Regions from separate parts of the Homo sapiens genome. Here all the other regions are linked to region 2. Evidence: chromatin loops called from intact Hi-C (ENCODE). Cell type or tissue: spleen. All regions are shown on one strand.

Evidence for each region. Hi-C counts contacts between places; a loop is a spot of excess contacts. Peaks named below come from ENCODE experiments on the same cell type or tissue, not always from the same donor. Only the 100,000 strongest peaks of a DNase experiment are listed, where the experiment ranks them.
Region 1: it touches region 2 in a loop (2.2-fold over the local background); 2 of 110 quality-filtered maps call a loop at or near these places.
Region 3: it touches region 2 in a loop (3-fold over the local background); 71 of 110 quality-filtered maps call a loop at or near these places.

What each region holds. Positions count from the first base shown.
Region 1 is chr14:103,473,928-103,476,427 of GRCh38, forward strand. It overlaps MARK3 (microtubule affinity regulating kinase 3), which reads left to right. Exons shown (of 18, transcript NM_001128918.3): 13 at 1,066-1,283. Among named protein-coding and RNA genes, the nearest start is that of CKB, 48 kb to the right of the region's middle. In spleen, no CTCF peak of the experiment used is centred here; no DNase peak of the experiment used is centred here.
Region 2 is chr14:103,392,640-103,395,139 of GRCh38, forward strand. All of the region lies in intron 1 of MARK3 (microtubule affinity regulating kinase 3), which reads left to right. Among named protein-coding and RNA genes, the nearest start is that of MARK3, 8.5 kb to the left of the region's middle. In spleen, a CTCF peak has its summit at 1,534; no DNase peak of the experiment used is centred here; H3K27ac peaks cover 1,619 bases.
Region 3 is chr14:103,341,301-103,343,800 of GRCh38, forward strand. EIF5 (eukaryotic translation initiation factor 5) reads left to right here. Exons shown (of 12, transcript NM_001969.5): 12 at 1-2,500. Among named protein-coding and RNA genes, the nearest start is that of SNORA28, 4.7 kb to the left of the region's middle. In spleen, no CTCF peak of the experiment used is centred here; no DNase peak of the experiment used is centred here.

The DNA.
Region 1 (2,500 bases), 81 kb after region 2:
AGCTCATGCCTGTAATCACAGCACTTTGGGAGGCCAAGGTGGGTGGATCACGAGGTCAGGAGATCGAGACCATCCTGGCTAACACTGTGAAACCCCGTCTCTACTAAAAAAAAAAAAATATATACAAAAAAAAAAAATTAGTTGGCATGCGCCTGTAGTTTCAGCTACTCCGGAGGCTGAGGCGGGAGAATCCCTTGAACCCAGTAGGCAGTGGTTACAGTGAGCCGCGATTGCGCCACTGCACTCCAGCCTGGGCGAGAGAGCTAGACTCCGTCTCGAAAAAGAAAAAACAAGCATTTGACTCTGTCTTTTAAGATTACCACTGGATTATCATATCTGAGGCATATACTAGTTATCATGTTCATTTCCAAGATTCTTTGCCCTCTGAATCTCCTGTGCTGCTATTGGAGTCTCTATATGGTTTACTACAGGACATTAGTCTGTCATCCACATGTCCCTAGGCACATGTCCCTGGACACACTCCTCCTGGAGTGGCAGGAATGACTAGTGACCTCCACCGACTTCCTCCCTGTCGCTTGCATGATTCCTCTGCTTCTACACCTTCCCCTGTCTACTCAAACTCCGGTTTATCTAGAAGATTATGAGTGCTTTTAAAAAGATCCAAGATAAAACTTCAAAAGAAGTGGCCCATAAAATCTATACTTTTCTCTTCCAAAAGGTGATGGCATCTCTCCTACAAAAGAGGATGTAATTCACTCAGATGTACAAGATGAACTGGTTCATTCTGCTTGTTACGTATGCATCTAATTAGTTTGAATCTATGCAGTACCACCACCTTAAGATGTTTCCAAAGGACAACTCTAAACTCTTACTATTAAAAAAAAAATGTTTTAAGTAGAAAGGAGTATTAAGTGAAATTTCAATATTGAATTCATTGCATAAGGCAAACATTAGATATAAGTGGGAAACATCTTAGAGGATTTTACTGTTTTACATTTTTTAGGTGAATAGCAACCTTAGATCATCTTACAAAATATGGTTACTGTCACAAAATAAAACTTGAAACTATATTCAGTCATTTAAAAAATGAACTCTTTATTTTAGCTGGACCAGCTATTCCTTCTGTTGTGGCGTATCCGAAAAGGAGTCAGACCAGCACTGCAGATAGTGACCTCAAAGAAGATGGAATTTCCTCCCGGAAATCAAGTGGCAGTGCTGTTGGAGGAAAGGGAATTGCTCCAGCCAGTCCCATGCTTGGGAATGCAAGTAATCCTAATAAGGCGGATATTCCTGAACGCAAGAAAAGCTCCACTGTCCCTAGTGTAAGTGTTGTTGAACTATAGAGTGGTCTTAGGGTGGTAGGGTTGGAACCAGCTAGACACCAGGTGTTCATTTTACTCCTGTGGTCTCTCGTACTGGAATGCCCTCTCTACTAGGCAGCCATGCCCAATCTTAACTTACAGAAATCCTACCTGCTGCATTGTAGGTATTTATTGTTGACACTCTCTTAGTTCATTCTTGCTGCTGTAACAAAATACCTGAGACTGGCTAATTTATAAAGAAAAGACATTTATTTCTTAACAATTCTGGAGGCTGAGAAGTCCAAGATGAAGGCACCAACAAGTTCCGTGTCTGGCAAGGGCCCTGTTCTCTGCTTCCAACATGATGCCTTGGTGCTGGCATCCTCCAGAGGAGACAAATGCTGTGTTGTCATGTGGCTGAAGGGACAGAAGGGGTGAACTCACCCCCTCAAGCCCTTCTATAAAACACTAATCTGGCCGGGTGCGGTGGCTCACGCCTGTAATCTCAGCACTTTGGGAGGCCGAGGTGGGTAGATCACGAGGTCAGGAGTTCAAGACCAGCCTGGCCAAGATGGTGAAACGCCATCTCTACTAAAAATACAAAAATTAGCTGGGCGTGGTGGCAGGCACCTGTAATCCCAGCTGCTCAGGAGGCTGAGGTAGAGAATTGCTTGAACTCAGGAGGCAGAGGTTACAGTGAGCCGAGATCGCATCACTGCACTCTAGCCTGGCGACAGAGCGAGACTCCTTCTCAAAAAAAAAAAAAAAGATACTAATCCCTTCATGAAGGCGGAGCCCTCGTGGCCTAAACACCTAAAAGACTCATCTCCAAATACTGTTTTCTCCTATGGGAGATAAAGCTTAAACATGAGTTTTGGAGGGGACACATTCAGAGCATAGCACACCCACCATAGACACTAGATGGTGATAGGTCCTTTATTTCAAGGCCTGGTTCCAGTTATTTCGGACACCTGCTGAGCCTTAGGTTGTCAGGTGCTGAGACATGGAAAGACCTCACAGTCTAACAGGAAGTGAATGAAAACAGTGACAGTGCAGATGGAAGCCTACGTGCACACACGGGGAGGTCTGACTGCCAGTGCCCCAAAGATGTGGTGTTCACACTGAGTCTTCAAAGAGCTCTAATGATGAAGAGTGTTGGCTGAGTTCTTACCATGTGCCAAGGACCATGCTCAGTGCTTTTTCATGGATTAGCTACATTTTAAGGTGAAAAAAAAGTT
Region 2 (2,500 bases):
AATTGAGTTTTCAGGTTCCATGAGTTTAAAAAAAACTGTTTATTAAAAATTGTGGTTCTGGAAAATAACAATAGTTGCCATTTGGTGATCACTTAACTGTATACCAGCCAGCAATACTTTGTAGAGTATCTCATTTAAAATATGTAATATGGTTTTATTTAATTAGCTTTTTTTTTTTTTAAATTTCCTGAGGCGGAGTCTCACACTGTTACCTGGGCTGGAGTGCAGTGGCACGATCTCGCTCGCTGCAACCTCCGCCTCCCGGGTTCAAGCGATTCTCCTGCCTCAGCCTCCCAGGTAGCTAGGATTACAGGCAGCCGCCACCACACCCAGCTAATTTTTAAATTTTATTTTATTTTTTGAGACAGAGTTTCACTCTTGTTGCCCGGGCTGGAGTGCAGTGGCATGATCTTGGCTCACTGCAACCTCCGCCTCCTGGCTTCAAGCAATTCTGCCTCAGCCTCCCGAGTAGCTGGGATTACAGGTGCCTGTTACCATGCCCAGCTGATTTTTTTGTATTTTCGGTAGAGACTGGGTTTCACCATGTTGGCAGGCTGATCTGGAACTCCTGACCTCATGATCCTCCCACTTCCCTCCTCGGCCTCCCAAAGTGCTGGAATTACAGGCGTGAGCCACTGTGCCCCGGCTTAATCAGCTTGTCAACTTCTAAGCACAACCTGTTGAATCAAGCTGTTTGGGCCTTATCAGAAAAAAGTTGGCCTATAGTTTCAGCTACTCAGGAGGCTAAGGCCAGAGGATCACTTGAGGCCAGGAGTTCCAGTCGACCTGGACAACATGGTGAAACTATGTATCTTAAGAAAGAAAAAAAAAAGTTGATCTCTGAAGAATTCATGAAAATATTTAGTCAGTTTTCAGGGAAAGATCTTATAGACTTCAATTTGAGCATCCTTATCTTATGTATGTAAATGAGGTAAAGGTTGAAATTTGCAGTAAATAGAATTTTGGTCATTTAAGTTATGTAGCTCATGATATATACATTGTATAACTATTTAGACTTACATGGTGCATGATTTACATTGTAATTACATAGAGGCTTATACAGTCTAATAAAAATTAATATTAACTATTTGATTGCAAAGAGGATTGTTCTGCATTTTATTACTTTTTTTTTTTTTTTGAGACAGAGTTTCACTCTTGTTGCCAGGCTGGAGTGCAATCTCGTGACCTTGGCTCACTGCAACCTCCGCCTGCCAGCCTAAGTAGCTGGGGTTACAGGCACACACCACCATGCCCAGCTAATTTTTTGTATTTTTAGTAGGGATGGGGTTTCACCATGTTAGCCAGGCTGGTCTCAAACTCCTCACCTTGGGTTATCCGCCTGCCTTGGCCTCCCAAAGTGCTGGGATTACAGGCTTGAGCCACTGCGCTCGGCCTGCATTTTATTATTCTAAGATATAGCCAAATTTTATGCCTGGAATTTTTTCCTGGGCTGGAACAAATTCCTAGTAAGAGTCAGGGAATATTCCGTGACTTGTGGCTTTGGTTAAAAAAGAAAAAGGAGTCAGGGAATGCAGTACCCTCTGATCACCACTGGGAGGACTAAAGCAGAAAATTCATTTGTCTCATATCCATTTTCAAATTTCAAATTAAACATGAAGGAGAAAATAAATCTCTTACCTGGGAAGCTTTAATGTCCTGTCTCACACAAGAAGTTAAAGGTTGTGCTTGGAGTTGGTCTGCAAAAGTAATAAGGAATTTGTACTCACCCGTCTGCACCTGCTTGTACAGAACAATTGGAAGGGCAGAAGTTGGCTTTGAAAGAAAAGGCCTTTTTTTGGAGGTGGGAGGGGCATCCAATTTTGTCTTCAGCCGAGAGTTCGCTAGCACTACACTCTAGCCACTCAAGCTGCTCAACTATGGTTGGTCTTGTGTACTTCTGTGTGCACTAGATAAGACATTGTTTCTGTGGGTTATGTGGGACCTTGAAGTTCAGTGTTGAAGCTCAAACAAAGCAGGTGTTTTTTCTGTATTTCTTGTTGACAGGCATTTGCTTTTTGTTGGACCTAAATATTGTGGGGTTTGTGTATGGACATTTGACACAAAAATCTGTATTGGTAGAATTTAATATAAAATCAGAGAAGTTGAATTCACAGGTTTTGTTCATAGAATTTTACATAACTCTAGTCTTTTTTCTTTTTTTGTGATGGAGTCTTGCTCTGTTGCCCAGGCTGGAGTGCAGTGGCATGATCTTGGCTCACTGCAACCTCTGCCTCCTGGGTTCAAGTGATTGTCCTGCCTCAGCCTCCCGAGTAGCTGGGATTACAGGCACCCGCCACCACGCCTGGCTAATTTTTGTATTTTTAGTAGAAACGGGGTTTCACCATGGCCAGGCTGGTCTTGAACTCCTGACCTCAAGTGATCCACCTGCCTCGGCCTCCCAAAGTGCTAGGATTATAGGCATGAGCCACAGCGCCTGGCCACAATCTTACACTACTTTCCTGAAGGGATGTGTGATGGAAAGAGTCTGGGCTTGAAAGTG
Region 3 (2,500 bases), 51 kb before region 2:
CACATTTGGATCACATTTATACAGTTATAAAAATAAAGGTTTGATTTTGGTCGTTCTTCAGATGTTTGGCTCTGAATGACTTAAGCTGAAGTAACTGGCTCCTTACTTTAAATGTTCTGCCATCATTTCACCTGATGAGCATTCTTGGAGCCTGCCAGATATTGTTAGGTCCTGGGGCTGCAAAGAGGTCCTCAACAGGATGTAAAGCAAACTTAATTGTAATTAATTTATTCAGCCCATTAAGAAAGTACTAAAGTTTTATCTCTGTAGTTCCTCAAATTGGCATCTGGTAATGTACATTGTGAGGTAGACTGATAATGAAATGACAGTGTAACATCTTAACCAAGAAGTAAATATGACCTCAGTGTCCTATAAATAATGTAAGAGCAGGATTTGAAACTTGGAGAGCTGTTTTCTCATTTCATGTACACTTGCCCCAAATTGTCTTTGAAGTCGTGTGCATTGCACGTTGGATGAGCCAGGGAAATTATTACATTAACAAGCATTTTGTGTGTACGTAGTAGTTACTTTGTACTGAGAGAACTTGCTTTGGGGTGCAATTAATAAACTGATTTTATTTGGGAGAAACAAGGAAGGGTGCACTTAACTAGCAACCTAAGCATGATTTTTCAGCTTTTGCCCTTAGGGTTTAAATTACAATTCCAAAATGTTAGACATACTGTATTTTTTCGTTCAGTGTGGCTTTAATTTTCCCCTCTTGCAGTTTGTTCTGTAATGCCTTTTACATTTGGACACATAGTTTATGCTTTTTAGATTTTGGTTGCTTTCTTGCCAAAATAAGTGTTAACTGTGTTTCAAACTTGATTTTCTTTCCTTTTTCTTTTTTTTTTCTTCCAGAATGTCTTATTTAAAAAGAAAGCTAAAAGCATACTTCTAAGTCAGAGCCTCTATTTTGGTGTAAGACTTGGGATATTTTTTACTTCACATTGAATATAGCCAGGCACCCAAGAAGTCTGATGGCCACCTGAGTGCAGGTGACAAGGACCTGACAGAGCCCATGCAGGGCTTTAGATTTGGACACACAAGAGTTGATAACTTCCTCATGAACTCCTTGCCTGATCTAAACTCATATTATGGGTTCTGACTGTTTGAGTAATCATCTTCAAGGTTAAACCTCTTGGCAGTTACCCTTTTCACAAAGTGCACAGTGGGAATCGAGAATCGATAGGGTTAATTTTGGAGCAGTGGCTTATACCATTCACCTCTGTTTTTTTGTGATTATTTCACAGATAATGAGACCTTAATAACAAATAGGCGTAAAAAAATTTTCACATTGAAATGATAGAAACATTTGATGTAATAAAACTTGGTTGGCTTGATATTTTAAGGAATTGAAACCTAGCAATCTTATTGGAGAGACAAGAATTGGTCTCCAGCTGCCTTTGATCAAGATTCGGGTGCAAGTGGAGCAGGAGCCATATACCTGGAGGGAATGTGCTTTGTCACACCAAAGAGGATTTTTTTTTCTTCAAACTTGTATGTTGCCTAGGTTTCAAATTCTTTGCCGCAAGGCTGATCTGCTTTCATTAACTGGAATTCTGTAGGAGATACTGGTGACCTAAGCTAAGTTGCACTCAGCATACTCAGTGTCAAGCTAATGAGGTTCTATTATAAAGGTTCTACTTTTAATCTGAGGGAAAACATGTTCAGGGCTTCTAGAACACTAAAAAATTTGGCTTAAACCAGTGTTCAGTCTGGTGCCAAACTTCGAATGGAATACAAATTCACATAATCTGAACTTTGTTCACAGGTTATCCTAATAGAGTAATTCTTCACTTTGCTCTATTGAACTGTCTTAAGGATTTGTTTAAACAGCTAAGTTACTTGATTAAAATAATGATAAAATTGTATTTTGTCTTTGCTTTAATATTAAAGTTAACAAGTTTTCATTTTATAATGAGATCAAAGCATTGGAATCTGCCCTGTTTTGTAGCCGTTGCTTTGGATTTGTGTTGGATGTATCCTGCAGTTACACTTGCCAGCCCCACTCACAAAAGTTGTTCATTTCATTGGGTCACTGGCTTTATTTGCTAGTCTTGTCTGTGAACTGAGCATCTGCCTCAGTTTTATTACTTGAAATCTTGGCAGGTGCTTAATAGGGAACATACATACAGCTATGTAACTGTGAATAATTGTATATATCTCTAGTTAAGAATGAGGGAATGGGGAGGTTTGCTTTCTAAACAAGTGCATTCTGAAATTGACTTAAAAATTTTTAGTGTGGGTCCTAAAGTTTAGAGATGGGCAAGGAGGTCTCTAATCCACCGCTTCCCGCTTGAGAAGGGAGGGGTATCAAAATTGAGCCCCAAGCTGTTTGTTCCAGTGTACCAAGCACTGACTTTATGCCTTTGGCCTGGAGATGGCAGAAGTGAAAGCTGGCCATCTGCAAAAAGCAGATAAGTGAGTTTGAACCTTTTGCATTTTGTTAGCTCAGTCAGTCCTCATCGTGGTCCTGAGGCATAGGTACTGTTGTACCAAG